2 separate regions of the Homo sapiens genome follow, and region 1 is linked to region 2. A link is a loop called in an ENCODE intact Hi-C map of the cell type or tissue named here. Cell type or tissue: prostate gland. All regions are shown on one strand. Each heading gives the region's core, and the rest is flanking DNA. Links, peaks and the distances in the headings are about the cores only. Region 1 overlaps SEPTIN10 (septin 10). Region 2 holds the start of LOC107985774 (a long non-coding RNA gene).

Region 1 (8,338 bases), core at 9-8,008, 180 kb after region 2:
GTGAATAATGGAACCATGAATGCATGCTTCATGTGTATGGAATAGTTGTTGATAGCCAGAGCTGGAAATGCCACCCAGTGTGAATAACAGTCACATTCACACTTCCCTGCCCCCTTGTTTAATGTTTCCCTCTTTGTAGTTTTCCTGGAATTTTTTAGTCAACCTCATGAATGATGTATAAAGTGCTGTGTGACCTTTCAAGATATTTTAATATTCATGTGAGGTATGCAACCTCCATTTGAGTAACCAGAGAGCTATCTCTAGTCATGTGATAGAAACCTGCCCTTGCTGCTTCCTTTCCAGACTTTGTCCCACTCCTGCTCCTCTCCCACATCACCGATGCACACGTGTGCAGAGAACTGCCACTCTTTGTTTGTGCCACCGATTTGAATGACATCTGGGGAGTGTGCCCTTTAAACACACACACATACCTAACATGTAACTTTTTTAAAAGCAGGAACCATTTAAATAAGCAAATACTAAGGAACTGATGCTTCTCTGAAAAGGCATCCTCTGGAATAAAAGCATCTTATGTTAGGAGGGCCTTAATCGATTATCTGTTTTAACCTTGTTTCCCTTGGAATACTTCTCCTATCAGGTGGTCACTGGCTCACAGGACAACCTATTCCATATTTGGAACATAACAGTTTTATTAGACCAGAGTTTAGCTCTCTGGTTTCTTCTCTCAGTCTCTGATTTTCAGTGAAATATTTCCTCAAATATTATGTCTTTTTTTTTTTTTTTTTTTTTTTTTTTGAGATGGAGCCTAACTCTGTGGCCCAAGCTGGAGTGCAATGGCGCTATCTCGGCTCACTGCAACCTCGGCCTCCCGGCTTCAGGCAATTCTCCTGTCTCAGCCTCCCGAGTAGCTGGGACTACAGGCGCACACTGCCACACCTGGTTAATTTTTTGTATTTTAGTAGAGACGGGGTTTCCCCGTGTTGCCCAGGCTGGTCTTGAACTCCTGAGCTCAGGCAATCCACCCACCTCGGCCTCCCAAACGTCTCCCCCTTTCTAGACAACTTGGTGTCTTAGAAAAAGATAACATAGCCAGGCGCTGTGGCTCATGCGTGTAAACCTCCGTGAGCCAATGAGCCTGTAAACCTCAATGAGCCATCACGCCCAGCTATGTCGTCTTTTTCTAGACACCAAGTCCTGCTTTGTTTGCATGAATGCCAGGTTTCTACCCAGAACTAAAATGTTAATGTCAGATTTACCTAACCAGATCAGAGGACCAAAAATAAGGTTATCTTTTAAAATGTAGATTCTAGACACTGTGGTTGTGTTGTTAGAGGGCACAGCACACAGCTGATTCCTATGGAGCTGGCTTAAGACCCTAGTTTTTTTTTTTTTTGAGGTAAGCCACAATTAAACCAGGTCCACCTACATTCTCCTTGGACCTTGTCTCTCTGAACTGCATGCAGAACTTCACATAACTTTCATCTGTATTTCCTCTCATTACTAGTTCTTCTACATCTTTTAGAATTCTTTTATGAGCAGTATTGTGTGCTGTGCTGGGGGTATAAAAATGAAAAAGACATAGCTCCTAAGTAATCCTCAGGGAGACGTTGCTCCCACAGTTACCCCAGCACATGTGTGCTAAGGGTTTCTCTTTTGCACCTGTAACAGAGCACAGGACACAGAAAGAACTACCCAGGGTGGCAGCTGGAGCAAGCTGAGTTTCCTATTTTTTGTTATTAACAATGGCTAATATTTATCGAGTGCTTACTCAGTGCCAGCCATCATGGTAAAAACGTTAGATAGATGTTTTCTTTTGGTATATCCCAGTTGTTTTAAAGCTTCCTTTTTATTTGTAAGTTTCCAGAGTTTTATGCCCTTCATAGCTTTGAGAAATATGCCTTCTATGATCCATATAGGGCATTCCTTAAATTGTGGAACAAAATAAATTAAAAGGCCTGCCCCAAAATTGACATCTAAGGTGACATTGCTCCCTTTATATGGTTTATCAAGATGATTTTCAGCCCCAAGGAGGTGAAAAACTGCTGAATTGTATTCTTTAAATAATTTTTTCTTCTGCTTTTTTCACTTAAGAGAAATCTCTTGAAACTCATTTAACAGTTGTATACGGGAAGAATAACCCCTATAGGTTCTTATTGGAATGACCCCTTATTTTCAGATTAACCAAAAAAAAAAAAAAAAAACAAGTTTATTAGCATGTATATTTCACATATACAGGGGTGATACAGTCAATGAGTAGTTCTCAAAGAGGCGACTGCATTCTACCTTCTATAGCATCTTCAACAAAGAACAGTTAATTTTTACAGAAATGACAAGACAAAGGAAAAGGACTTGGAGTCTCTAGAGGCAGCAACTTGGAGGAAGGCACATAGCTGGCAGATGAAGGCTAGTCAGTAAAGCTAGTTAATGTAGAGCTGTCTGGTACCAGTCTCCAGGCCCAAAAGGGTCTGAAGTTGTCTTTGGTGGTTAACCTTTGTTCTCCCTGGTTGGGGAAGGGGGCTGGATACCTTTTTTCTTTGTACATCTGTATCCTGCCTTTAGGCGCCTAAAGGGAGGTCAGAGAGCTTTCCTGTATCTGCTGCTTCTTAGTTGCCCTCAGCTCAACAGTCCTGCACATTCTGCTCTCCTACAGCTGCATCAAATGTATTTAGCATTAATTTATTCTTTATCTTTATTGGCTATGTAGGCAATGTTTTTCCTATTATAGTGTAAATTCTACTATGATGAGTATTTTTATATGTAAAGCTTTCTCTGAATTTAGGATTTTTTTAAGCCTAGATCTCAGGACATTGAAAGACTATGGAAAAATAGAATACAGTTTTAACATTCTTGACATAGTTGACAATTGACACTTGCTTTCCAGTGATGTTTACTAGTACAGTTTTCAATAACTGTTTACTGCATATATTTTATTTGGAAAATAGTGTTGTTGTTTTTTTCCTTTCTGGTAATTTCTTTCTATACTTTGCATCTCTTATTTTTATTGAGCATGGACTTGAGAGACTTTAAGAAGTTTTGTAGGGAAAATACACACCGAGAAAATAAAAACTCTAGGAAAAGTTCACAATGTTTTAAAAATAGTTTTGTACATAAAGCTATGATTTTTGCATGGGAACTCATTTAAATTAAAGTTACCAAGGGAATTCCATATGTAAACTTTTCCTTGAACTATGAACTTCTGAGACTTCAGAAAGATTTTGACTGTGTAGGTTATTCTGTGTTGCGCTATGGGGTCCGCCTTTGTGTTGCTGAGCTGGAGAGCGTGCCTCTGCTGCCGCGCTGTGTCAGTAGTGGGGATTGCACTTTTGTTTCCAGCTACAGGCCAAATTTGAGCACCTTAAGAGACTTCACCAAGAAGAGAGAATGAAGCTTGAAGAAAAGAGAAGACTTTTGGAAGAAGAAATAATTGCTTTCTCTAAAAAGAAAGCTACCTCCGAGATATTTCACAGCCAGTCCTTTCTGGCAACAGGCAGCAACCTGAGGAAGGACAAGGACCGTAAGAAGTAAGAGGCCCAGCCACCCTCCCTGGCAGCCCTGCCCACACTTGTCACATTGCCCTGTCGGATCTTCCTAGCGCTTCTTACTTCTGCTTCCTTATGCTTTGTCTTCCTTCTCCAACTAAATGTCAGCTCCTGGAGAGGAGAGACCTTGTCCCTCTTGTTCACTGCTGTTTCCCCAGCATCCAGAACAGCACCTGGCACATGTTATGTGTTCAGTATTTGCCAAAATGAATGAATGAACAAAATAAAAATACATCACAGTGTGAAAAGGATCAGTTAGCTGGGGGAAAATGGCTGCTCTTATTGAATAGCCCAGCCGTGGCCCTAGTACACAGCTAATGGCTGCTGACCTACCATGAGTTATTTTGAATTTCATGTCTAAATAAAGCTGTGCCCTTTGTTGGGGAATTATAGACATAAGATAGTATTTTATTGAATTAATTCTTAGGTTCAGTTTTTTAGAACAAATTCTACTGATACTGATTTTGTGAGAATTTTTATTTTAATAAGGGAACCAGGCTGTCGATTCGAACTCCTGTGCATTGATGTCAGAGCTTGTGAAACCAATGGTGGACGTAAAGACGCAGAGAAAGGTAGAGAGGGCCACAGTGCAAGGGGGCAGCCATGAGTAGCATGTGGATGATAATCGCAAGGCGTGTAGGTTTGGGGTATGTGTTAAAATCAGTTACCCAAGTTTTAGAAAATAAGTTTATTTTTCCTTTTTGATAATTTCCTTCTGTACTTTGTGTCCCTTGTTTTATTTCTCCCACTTAAGTATCCCTGTCGGTTTAACTATTTGGCTCTTGAGGAAATTCATCATGCCTTGTTCTATTCAGAATGCTCATTTGGGGGACTCTGCCTCAGTTTACTCTAGCTACCTCTGTGCTAGCAGCGTTGCATGCTCCCATGTTCCCCACAGAGCAACACATCTGGTTTAATGCTCTCACTGCATCTATTTCAGACCCATTTTCAGAATATTGCAACTCAACTTTAAAATAGGAAAACATAACCTTGGCCCATTGGTGGCTTTCAATTTTTAAATATGGAGAAGTAAACCACAGGACTTTGGCAGATTTTATTGGCTTATATATTTTACAGGTATTTTTGTTTGTTTGTTTGTTTTTTTGGAAAAGAGGAAGGAATTCTCATGTATGATCTTTCAATGCAAGCTCTCCAAGGGCATGGATCTTTATCTTGTTCATTGATATAGCCATCCCCAGAGCCTAGAGCAGTTGTCTGGTACATAGTAGGCATGCAATTATTTTTGAAAGAATAAATAGTATAAAAGCTGTATTTTATTCAAGCATTGAATTTAGAAAGATAAACTATAAATTTATTACTGCTTTTCAACATGCTTTGGATTTTAAAGCTAATGGATCTTTTATTAATACCTTTTTTCCTTTCATCTTAACCCAGTGTTACTAAAATTAGATTTCCCATTTTTTCCCCTATATGAAAGATAATTTACATTTACCTTGTAAAAATTATCACCCTGCTCCACTTGAGAACCCTGCTGTTGTTTGCAAAATCAGGACCAAGCCCATATTTTTTGAGAGCTCTCTAGAAGAATTTATCTTCAAGAAAATATGGTTTGGTGTTTTTGGTTTTTTCTTTTCTTTTTCAAAGTCCCATGGCCAGATATCCTATAATATACTAGATGCATGTTTGCTAATTTTTACTTGAATTTTTTTTAAATTGTACCAATCAAAAGGTTCTTTTTCTTTCCAGCTCCAATTTTTTGTAAAACAGAAGTTCCAGAGCACAGAAGGTCATCATCACAAGCAAACTTTATTAAAAAAAAACTAGAAGTGTGCTTTGATTTTGCTGTTATTTGTTTTATCACTTCTATATTTGGTGAACAGCCACAGTTACTGATATTTATGGAAAAGTACTTTCAAGTACAAGGTCAATACATAAGCCAGAGTGAATGATACTACAAGTTGAGCATCTCTAATTCAAAAATCTGAAATCCAGAAGCTTCAAAATCTGAATCTTTTTGAGCACTGACTTGACCCCACAAGTGGAAAATTCCCCACCCGACACCTTTGCTTTCTGATGGTTCAGTTTAAACAGATTTTGTTTCTTGCACAAAATTTTTGTATAAATTACTTTCAGGCTATATGTATAAGGTGGATGTGAAACATGAATTATGTAATTAGAGTCGGGTCCCGTTGTGTATATGCAGATATTCCAAACCTGAAATCCAAAACACTTCTGGTCCCTAGCATTTTGGATAAGGGATACTCAGCTTGTACCTATATATTCATATATATTCACTGTTGTTAGAAATGTTTAAGTTGCTGTTCTGTGATGAATCTAAATCTTTTCTCTTGCTACCAAGCTATTGTCACTGCAGTGCATTATACCAAAGAGCGAAGTCAGTGCCACTGAAAATACAGAACCCATTAATATCGTGGCTATCTGATTACATTTATATTCCAAGATGAACCTTTTTTATATATGCTAAAAATTTTGGGGAATATGTTTTGGGATGTATTATGGAGCTAAAACTCTAACCTCTTAATAGTTTTATAGAACTTAAAAATTTTTTATACAATTACCCAATTGGTGATATGATCTTAAGCTTTTGTGTCAGATTATTTAATATGATGACTTCATGCTTTATTATGCCTTATTATGGCTGACGTATTACTGTGGTGAAACAAAATATCTTTAAAAGTTAAAACATCCAGATATATAAGCTATTTTTTCCTAAGGATAAAGTACCTTTGAGCATGAGTGTATCACAGCTTTCATTAGGAAAACTTTTCATTACATACTTGTTTAAACTCTGTCTTCCAGGGTAAAAATAATAAGGTTGAATCATTTTATTAAAAATACTTTTTAAGAAAATAACTATGAACATCTGAATATTAAAGATATAAAAATGCACATAATTCATATTTCAGGTGGTATTTGCATTCAGTGCCTTACTGGTATTCTCAGAACATTTTAATGATTTCTAACATTTCTTAACAGTCATAGATATATACATTTTCATTTTTTGTACTTGAATATTCTAAATAAAACTGACATTTACTCTTGACAAATAAAACATATATTTACTAAAATGTGTTTAATTTTCCTTTCTGAAAACTCTCATTTTAAAAACGTTCATTTAATTATGTATTTGAATTATTTTGGAGATGAGGTATTTTATGAGTATTTTCAGACAATGAAACTTATTAGTCTGTGTCAGATTCTGAGCAATCATAGAGTCATCTAAGTTGTAAATAAAACCTTGCATAGCACAATTTATCTGTATACTTTAAATTTTATTTTTGCATTTGAAATTCACAGATGTCTCTCAGTCTTTTAAAACTTCAGTAAATTAAATTATACATGTCATAGAACAAGCTCAGAAGTTTCTTCGCAAGATCAGTGACACCCAGGTTCTGGTAGGCAGGGAGTCCTGGAGGGTAGGTGACCTGAGGTACAGAGCCAGGCCAGCATCACGGTACTTAGTGCCAGCTGAGCAGACTGTTCACAGATGGGCTCGATGACACTGCGGGAGTGTTTGTTACATATGTGGCTATATTTGACCATACTGTTTATAAAGCAGCTCTCCTTAACTCTGAAGAACGTACTTTGAAGTGTGAGATAGGTTGTTGGAATGGTAAACAGTTATTCAAGTTTCTGGTTGAAAAGAACGTAATAAACCTGCCTGAGACTCTCTAGACTTAACAGCAGGGCGGTCGTTTTGTACTGCTGATGACTGCTGTGAGAAAGCCTCACTCCTGCTTCAGCCGCAATGTGAATTTTTAATTCATTTCATATATTTGGGTTCCATGTAAGATTTTATTTTAAAAGAGTTGAACAACAAAGAAAAAATTTTTTAATGACTTCTTCTTACAAAGCTAATTTATCATCAGGCACAAGATTAGAAAATGAATTATCCACTGAGGCATAATCTCCTGGGAATAAAATAAAGCTAGTCATGTTTTGTTAAAAATTTTTCCCATTAAGCTTATGAAACAGTTGTCTCTAACTAACAGCCGTTAATCCTGGTACGTACTCCCTCCGACTTTTAAAGCCCTTTCACATAGACTAGGATTTGAACTTCAAAGCAACACAAGGAAAAAGCATTACAGGGATTATTATCACTATATTGTGGATGAACTCAGTGTAAGCCCCGTGTTCCTATTGGGCCAGGAAATGGGGACACACACATGACTCAGGTCATCCATGCATCATGGAGCAGCCGGAGCAGGCTGGACAACCAAGTAGGTTTGGAGCAGGGCACTCTCAAAAGGGTGTCTGCCTCTCACAGATCACAAGGAGCCGTCCAAAGAAGTGACTGGTCCTGAAGGACTGGAGCAGTTTATCCAGAGTATGAAAGAAGGAGGCATTCCTAGTACAAGGCACAGCATGTTGTGTGCACTGGAAGGTAGCTGAGCACCATCAGAGTACCAGCAAGGAGTGGGGCTCCGGTAAGGGCCAGGTTTCAGAAGCAGTTAAGGAATGGGTTTATAAATCCCAGGAAAGTTTATAAATCCCGTCTGGCAGGCAGTGGGAGCCATTGAAAGGCTTGGCCTCACAAGGTTAGGTGTTCTCCAGGGTTTATGGGAAGGAGATACTGGCAGGCAGGGGGAGCTGGGCCGGGGCAGGCCAACCCTTTAGAGATACAATAGACTCACCTAAGGAGTGTTTAAACAATACTGATGTAGAAAGGAATGTATAGTAATGAAAATGGTAGCTGTATGGATAAATCCAAATGAATAGCCCATATAAAGCAATTATAACGTCTTACAGACTTGAAAATACATAGTGAATTAAAATATGAGAAAATAGTGGCATGAAAGTTAGGAATGGGGTAAATCGAGGGATCTCAGGTTCTTGCATTAACTGGGAAGTGGTTA
Region 2 (8,338 bases), core at 159-8,158:
AACCTCAGTTTTGTAACTTGCAGTATAAAAATATGAAACTCAAAGCAGCATTCAGAAAAAGTACCATTTCTGGCACCGTAACAGTGACTTTTCTCCCGAGAGTCCTCAGCAAGAAGACTGACAAAATGAGGTGATAGAGGTCCTGAACATGGTCCCAGTTAAAAATACCACTACTTCCCACAGAGCCCCAGGATGGCATGAGAGCAGCAAGAAATGCCAGCCTACAGGGAGGGAGTTCATCTCCCCACTAATGAAAGTCCATGGCACCATGGTGAAGTGCAATTTGGATAAGGTGGTTATTGATACCCAAGCACCATGGGTTTCTCCCCTGTCCAGGCCATCGTGACCAGGCACTAGCTCCTTCTCTTCCACCCCCTCCACTTTCTGGCATCAAGACCCTCACCCTGTGGAGTGGATGTGGAGCTCTCAGGCATCCAGGAGTACACTTGGGCCCCAAGAGGTATCTGGGCTCAGGTGGGAGGACCTCCTCCTGCAAGTGAGGAACAACCAAGAGGGAGGGGAGGGCGAAGTCACCCCTGTGTTCACTGTCATCCTCCCACCTGGGATGTGTTCTGAGGGGAGCAGGGGCTTTGGTCTGTTCTGTCACTGCAGAATCCCCAGTATCTAGAGCAGCCTGGCACACGGTGGCCACTCAGCAAGTAGTTACAGAGGGAGCCCATGAGTGAGTAAGCACTGCCACCAAGGTGCCAGCAGCCTCTGATCACCCTGTTCTCCCACCTTGTTTGACTCAGGTTTGCCTCACCTCCCCCAAGGGGAGGCCTAACACTGCTTTCGCTTACCCTAGTCCAAGAACCCCTTTGGGGGTAGGGTGCCCAGACCCGACTGCCCCTGGCCTGGCATACCTCCGTGCCCTCCCTACTTTTGGAGTCTCAGAAGTAAAGACCATACATTCCCTCTTCTGTTATCTTTGTAGTCCTGCCACAAAGTCCTGACTTCCCTGGAGGCAGGCTGGCTTCCTGAAGCTTCTGGGAGGAGGGGTGCAAAAGCTGGCGAGAAAACCGGCAATTTGAGTTTCAAGGTTTTATCTCACTGCAGGTGCCTTGCCAGCTCACTGCAGGACCCAGGGTAAGCTCAGTGGTGGGGTACAAGGCGCACCCTTGGGGTTTGGCTTTTAAAACTCACCTAAGACCCAGCCAACTCCAACAGTGTTCTGAGGAGTGTGCCCACCACCTACCTGTCCCCCTTCCATGTTGAAATAACTGTGTCCAATAAGAGAAGGATTGATGGAGGTGAAGGACCTCTTCAAGAACCACTGCTCAAGGAAATCAGAGAGAACACAAACAAATGGAAAAACATTCCATGCTCATAGGTAGGAAAAATCAATATCGTGAAAATGGCCATGCTGCCCAAAGTAATTTATAGATGCAATGCTATTCCCATTAAACTACCATTGACATTCTTCACAGAATTAGAAAAATATATTTTAAGATTCATATGGAACCAAAAAGGAGCCTGAGAAGCCAAGACAATCCTAAGCAAAAAGAACAAAGCTGGAGGCATCATGCTACCTGACTTCGAACTATACTACAAGGCTATAGTAACCAAAACAGCATGGTGCTGGTACAAAAACAGACACATAGACCAATGGAACAAAATAGAGAACTCAGAAATAAGACTGCACACCTACAACCATCTGATCTTTGACAAACCTGACAAAAACAAGCAATGGGGGAAGGATTCCCTAGTTAATAAATGGTGCTGGGAAAACCAGCTAGCCATAAGCAGAAAATTGAAACTGGGCCCCTTTGTTACACCTTACACAAAAATTAACACAAGATGGATTAAAGACTTAAATGTAAAACCCAAAACTATAAAAATGCTAGAAGAAAATCTAGGCAATACCATTCAGGGCATAGGCATGGGCAAAGATTTCATAATGAAAACGCCAAAAGCAATTGCAACAAAAGCAAAAATTGACAAATGGGATCTAATTAAACTAAAGAGCTTCTACACAGTAAAAGAAACTATTAGCAGAGTGAACAGACAACCTATACAGAATGGGAGAAAAGTTTTGCAGTCTATCCATCTGACAAAGGTCTAATGTCCAGAGTCTACAGGGAACTTAAACAAATTTACAGGAAAAAAAACCCCATTAAAAAGTAGGCAAAGGATATAAACAGATACTTCTCAAAAGAAGACATTCATGCAGCCAACAAATATATGAAAAAAAGCTCAACATCACTGATCATTATAGAAATGTAAATTGAAACCACAATGAGATACCATCTTATTCCAGTCAGAATGGCAATTATTGGCCAGGTGTGGTAGCTCATACCTGTAATCCCAGCACTTTGGGGGGCCAAAGCTGGTGGATCACTTGAGGTCAGGAGTTTGAGACCAGCCTGGCCAACATAGGGTGAAACGTCTCTACTAAAAACACAAAAATTAGCCGGGCGTGTGGCACACACCTGTAGTCCCAGCCACTCAGGAGGCTGAGGCAGTAGAACAGCTTGAACCCAGGAGGCAGAGATTGCAGTGAGCCAAGATCATACCACTGCACTCCAGCCTGGGTGACAGAGTGAGATTCTGTCTCAAAAAAGTAGAAAAAGAAAAAAAAGAATGCCAATAATAACAACAGATGCTGGTGAGGTTGTGGAGAAAGAACACTTTTAAACTGTTAGTGGGAGTGTAAATTAATTCAAACATTGGAGAAGACAGTGTGATGATTCCTCAAAGATCTAGAAGCAGAAATACCGTATGAACCAGCAATCCCATTACTGGGTATAGACGCAATGGAATATAAATCATTCCATTATAAAGATACATGACTGTATGTTCACTACAGCACTATTCACAATAGCAAAGACATGGAATCAACCCAAATACCCATCAATGATAGAAAATGTGGTACATATACACCATGGAGTACTATGCAGCCATAAAAAGGAACAAGATCATGTCCTTTGCAGGGACATAGATGGATTTGGAAGCCATTATCTTCAGCAAACTAATGCAGGAACAGAAAACAAAACACATGTTCTCACTTATAAGTGGGAGCTGAACAATGAAAACAGAAGGACACATGGTGGGGAACAACACACATTGAGGCCTGTCGTGGGGAGGGTGAGGGAAGGGAGAGCATCAGAAGAATGGCTAATGGATGCTGGGCTTAACACCTAGGTGATGGGTTGATCTCTGCAGCAAACCACCATGGCACACGTTTATCTATGTAACAAACCTGCACATCCTGCACATGTAACTTGGATCTTGAAATAAAAATTGAAACAAAAGAGAAGGACCAATGGGGAATGTGCTATCCTTGGGAACAGTACAGAGATGGGAGAGGGTTTGACAAACACTAGAGAGCTGTGGGCTATGAACCCTCCCTTCCAGCTATGAGCATGTTCACACTGAGCCGGAGCAGTGCCAGGCTCTGCCTCTTTCCGTGTCTGGCCTGTGGCCAGCAGGTCTTAGTGTAGATTAACTCCTCTATGAAAGGGGAGGTGTCCTGCAAGCAGCATCAAGATGCTCTTCAACAAGTTCTCTGGGCTATGCTCCAGGATGCCGACAAACAAGTCCGCAGGGCCCCAGGACCTGGTGCTGACAGGATGGTTGCAACCTTCTCAGCTCAGCCAACTCTAAAATCGATTTTAACCTGGATGGCCTCTTAGCCTGCCATCCTCCTCTCCACCCCACTCCACATACACACACACATGCCTCACTAAAGCTCTGTAGGCTATTTGACTTTGAAAATAGGACTTCCTTGTGTTCCCACTGAAGCAAATGTGTTGCCTAAATCCCTAAATGAGCCAGCTGGCTGCACAGGATTCTTGAGGACAAGTGGGCTCCGTGGAGACCACCCAGAGCCCACCTAGAGAGGCGTGGCCCACGGGCAGGCTGGTGGGAATTGGGGCAAGGTGGCTGCTCGCTCAGGAGACCCCTCGTTGTAGGGCCACCTTGCCAGCTGCACCCATGGGGCTATGGTGTTCCCTCTGACTGGCAGACACTAGCGGGCCTCCAGCACCTAGGGCTGAGGGTAACATATTCATATATAAAATAAAATACTGAAAGAAATGGGAAAGTTAAAAAGCGGTGGATTGATATTTGTGAGGAAAACACTGAATTGGAAGACCGAAACAGCCACCACCCTTTCTGATGGCCTCATCCTGCTTCTGCCTCTAGCTGTGCGGCCTTGGAGATCAATGCTGTTTTTTTTATCTTTGGGCCTTAAATGGACTAGTAAAAGGCACCTTCTGAGCGAATTCCAGCACAGCAATTCTGATTCTGTCTCTGCTCTGATACCTGCCTGCGGAGGCATCCCTGATCTCATTATTTTTTATGCATGCCCAGCGTGTTTCTGCACAGGCTTAGCTTTTATGAGTCTGCCACTTTGGAAACAAATCACACGTCCTGTGTTCCATCAGCCTGTGGCGCAGTGTGGAATTTCTGGTATAACAGCATTTAGCTGCTGAGGAAACATGTCTGGCTTTGCTTCCTTGGGAGAGGGTGCAAAGGAAGAAAGCCGCAGCGTGTACACAAAAGAAAGTTCGTGTTCCGAGGGAGGTTTTTAATGTCCTTGTAAATACTAACCAGTGTCTACTCAGAAGTCTTCAAGAAGGAACTTGTAGTAATGATATGAATTAATATTTCTGGCAGTTCCAGAAATGCAGTTGCCCCATCTTGTTTTGGGGCAGCTCACATCCTGATCACAGCGGCACATTCTGTGTGATCTTAGTGATGCTGCACCAGCCCTCTTGGTGGCATCTGTGACTTGATAGGCATTCATCTCAGGTGAGCAAGGCTGCTGAGCTGGGTGAGGAGAGGCCTAGCTAGAAAGGTGCCCACATCTGGCATTGTGCTAGAAGGGCCGCCTTCCCCTGAAGCTGGGCCAGTGACAATCAGGAGAGGGAGGGCTTTTGCCAGAAAGCAGTGCCCTGCTGTGAGGTCCCAGCCTGAAGGGGCTCTCAGATCTTCTGGGGAGAAGAGCAAATCAGGTAACCTTGGCAACTCACATCTTTGGAGTTATTTACACATGTGAAAACTAAGGAGATTGGATGAAATGATGGATTAGGTCCCATCAGAACTGTAAACAATGATGGCATTATTTAGTGCCTGGATCCCTGCCTTGAGAATTTACATTTGGCACACCAAGTTCTTACAGACCTGCACTTCAGTAGGGGAACTGCATTACCTCACTGCCTGCCTGGTAACAGTGATTCTCAGCCCCACATGGTGCATAAGAATCACCTCTAGGGCTTTTAAAAGGCTCTGATACTCAGGTCTTACCTGTGAAAGAGATTTGGTTTCAATTTGTCTGGGATGGAGCCCACACGTTGCCATTTTTTTTAAAGCTCCTTAGGTGATTCTAAGATGTAGCCAGAATTAAGAACCACTGATAGGTTGCAAGTGCTGCTATAGTGGCTGTCACGGTGATGCTGTGTCACTGAAGGGACTGTATATATATATATGTGTGTGTGTGTGTGAGTGTATGTGTGTGTGTATAAAGATTGATATATATGTGTGTGTATATATATATAATGATCAGAAGGTTACACAAGGGCGTGGAGGCGTGCAGGAGGAGGTTCAGTATTTCATACTGGTCTCCCCATCACATGTTCTATTGGCAAAAGTTTCTGAAGTCAGTAGAAATGTCAAATGAAATTTATGTCAACCACAAAGAGCAGCTGACTTTAGCTGGCCGAAGCTGGCTGGTAAGGGCAGTGATAGTCCAGAATCTAGCCAGGTGCAGCCGATCACGAGTCCTCGGTAGAACAGCAGTTTCCAGAGGCTCACTTCCTCCTGTTACTCCCAGCTTGAGGCTTGACATCAAATTTCAATCTACATAAATGTTGGTCAAGGAAGAGAAATAAATGAATTTTTGCTTAAAGAATAATCATCACTGTGGCCAAGCCTGGAAATTCATGATGCCCAGAGGAATCATCTTGGTCGATGCTTATGAAAAGGCCTTCTAAGCAGACCCCTTGTTGATCTAAGGTATCTATGGACTCTCCCCAGTCCTTCCAATTTTTTTAACGGCTTTATTAAGATATAATTCATGGGCCAGGCGTGGTGGCTAGCACCTGTCATCCCAGTACTTTGGGAGGCCGAGGCTAGCGGATCACGAGATCAAGAGATCGAGACCATCCTGGCCAACACGGTGAAACCCCATCTCTACTAAAAATACAAAAATAAGCTGGGTGTAGTGGCGCACACCTGTAGTCCCAGTTGCTCAGGAGGCTGAGGCAGGAGAATTGCTTGAACCGGGGAGCCAGAGGTTGCAGTGAGCGGGGATCCCACCATTGCACTCCAGCCTGGCGACAGAGCAAGATTCCACCTCAAAAAAAAAAAAAAAAGATATATCACAGCCAGGTGCGGTGGCTCACACCTGTAATCCCAGCACTTTGGGAGGCCAAGGTGGGAGGATCATCTGAGGCTGGGAGTTTGAGACCAGCCTGATCAACATGAAGAAACCCCATCTCTACTAAAAATACAAAAAAAATTAGCCGGGTGTGGTGGTGCATGCCTGTAATCCCAGCTACTCAGGAGGCTGAGGCAGGAGAATCACTTGAACCTGGGAGGCGGAGGTTGCGGTGAGCCCAGATCATGCCATTGCACTCCAGCCTGGGCAACAACAGGAAAACTCCATCTCAAAAAAAAAAAAAAAAGATATAATTCACATACAACACAATTTACCCACTCAGGCATGTAATTAAATTGCTTTTTGTTTTTGTTTCTTTTTTTTTTTTTTTTTTTTTAGATGGAGTCTCACTCTGTTGCCAGGCTGGAATGCAGTGGCACAATCTCAGCTCACTGCAACCTCTGACTCCCTGGTTCAAGCAATTCTCCTGCCTCAGCCTCACGAGTAGCTGGGATTACAGGCATGTGCCACCATGCCAAGCTAATTTTTGTACTTTTAGTAGAGACGGGGTTTCACCATGTTGGCCAGGATGGTCTCAATCTCCTCACCATGTTGGCCAGGATGGTCTTGATCTCCTGACCTCATGATCTGCCTGCCTCGACCTCCCAAAGTGCTGAGATTACAGGCGTGAGCCACTGCGCCTGGCCGTAATTAAATTGTTTTTAAGTCACAGGGTTGATGTGGCAACAGTCACCATAGTCAATGTTGGAATGGTTTCACCACTTCAAAAAGAAACCTGGTACTTGTTAGCTGTCATCCTCCTGTACCTTGATCCATCTCTCTACCTCCCATTCCCAACCCTGAGCAACTACAAATCTACTCTACAGATTTGCCTATTCTGGACTTTTGTATAAATGTAATCCTATAATATATGGTCTTTTGTGACTGGCTTCTTTCACTTCACATAATGTTTCTAAGTTCATCCATGTTGTAGCATGTATTAGTACTTCATTCCTTTTTATGGCTGAGTAATACGCCATTGTATGGATATACCACATTTTCTTTATCCATTCATCAGTTGATGGACAGGTTATTTCCACTTGTTGGTTATTATGGAAAATGCTACTATAAACATTTGTGTACAAATTTTTAGGTGGTCATATGCTTTTATGTCTCTTGGGTTCATACCTTCAGAGAAGTGCTGGGCCAGATTGTAACTCTGTTTAATTATTTGAGGAACCACCAGACTCTCTTCCAAAGTGGCCGCATCATTTTACATTTCCACCAGCAATATGTGAGGGTTCCAGTTTCTCTGCATTCCTGCCAATGCCTATTATTTTCCACTTTTTTTGATCTTTTTAAATTTCTGTCAGTTTTGCAGTTCTCAAAGTATAAGTTTTGCTCATTTTGTTAAATTTATGTTTAGGTAATTTATTCCTTTTAATGTTATCACAAATGGAAATGGTTTTGTGTTTTTGTTTTTGTTTTCTTGAGACAGACTTTTACTCTGTTGCCCAGGCTGGAGTGCAATGGTGTGATCTCGGCTCACTGCAACCTCTGCCTCCCGGGTTCAAGCGATTCTCCTGCCTCAGCCTCCTGAGAAGCTGGGACTACAGGCACCTGCTACCACACCCAGCTAATTTTTGTATTTTAAGTAGAGATGGGGTTTCACCATGTTGGCCAAGCTGGTCTTGAACTCCTGGCCTCAATTGATCTACCCGCCTTGGACTCCCAAAATGCTGAGATTACAGGTGTGAGCCACTGTGCCTGGCCTAGGAACTGTTTTGTTGTTGTTGTTGTTGTTTTGTTGTTTTTGTTTTTTGAGATGGAGTTTTGCTCTTGTTGCCCAGGCTGGAATGCAATGGTAAGATCTCAGCTCACTGCCACCTCTGCCTCCCGGGTTCAAGCGATTCTCCTGCCTCAGCCTCCTGAGTAGCTGGGATTACAGGCGTCCACCGCCATGCCCAGCAAATTTTTGTATTTTTAGTTGAGACGGGATTTCACAATGTTGGCCAGGCT

Evidence for each region. A loop is a pair of places that touch in the nucleus more often than their neighbours do. Peaks named below come from ENCODE experiments on the same cell type or tissue, not always from the same donor. Only the 100,000 strongest peaks of a DNase experiment are listed, where the experiment ranks them.
Region 1: it touches region 2 in a loop (6-fold over the local background); 89 of 110 quality-filtered maps call a loop at or near these places.

Annotation. Positions count from the first base shown.
Region 1 is chr2:109,541,194-109,549,531 of GRCh38, reverse strand. SEPTIN10 (septin 10) reads left to right here. Exons shown (of 11, transcript NM_144710.5): 10 at 3,295-3,482; 11 at 5,208-6,733. The coding sequence ends at 5,223. It also overlaps a transcript of RANBP2 not described here. Among named protein-coding and RNA genes, the nearest start is that of SEPTIN10, 69 kb to the left of the region's middle. In prostate gland, for the core only: CTCF peaks have their summits at 2,118 and 3,250; DNase peaks (open chromatin) are centred at 1,081 and 3,251; H3K27ac peaks cover 1,455 bases.
Region 2 is chr2:109,717,386-109,725,723 of GRCh38, reverse strand. LOC107985774 (a long non-coding RNA gene) reads right to left here and starts at 6,213. Exons shown (of 2, transcript XR_001739114.1): 1 at 6,175-6,213; 2 at 5,608-5,799. It also overlaps a transcript of RANBP2 not described here. In prostate gland, for the core only: no CTCF peak of the experiment used is centred there; DNase peaks (open chromatin) are centred at 3,443, 4,413, 5,093 and 5,653; H3K27ac peaks cover 3,417 bases.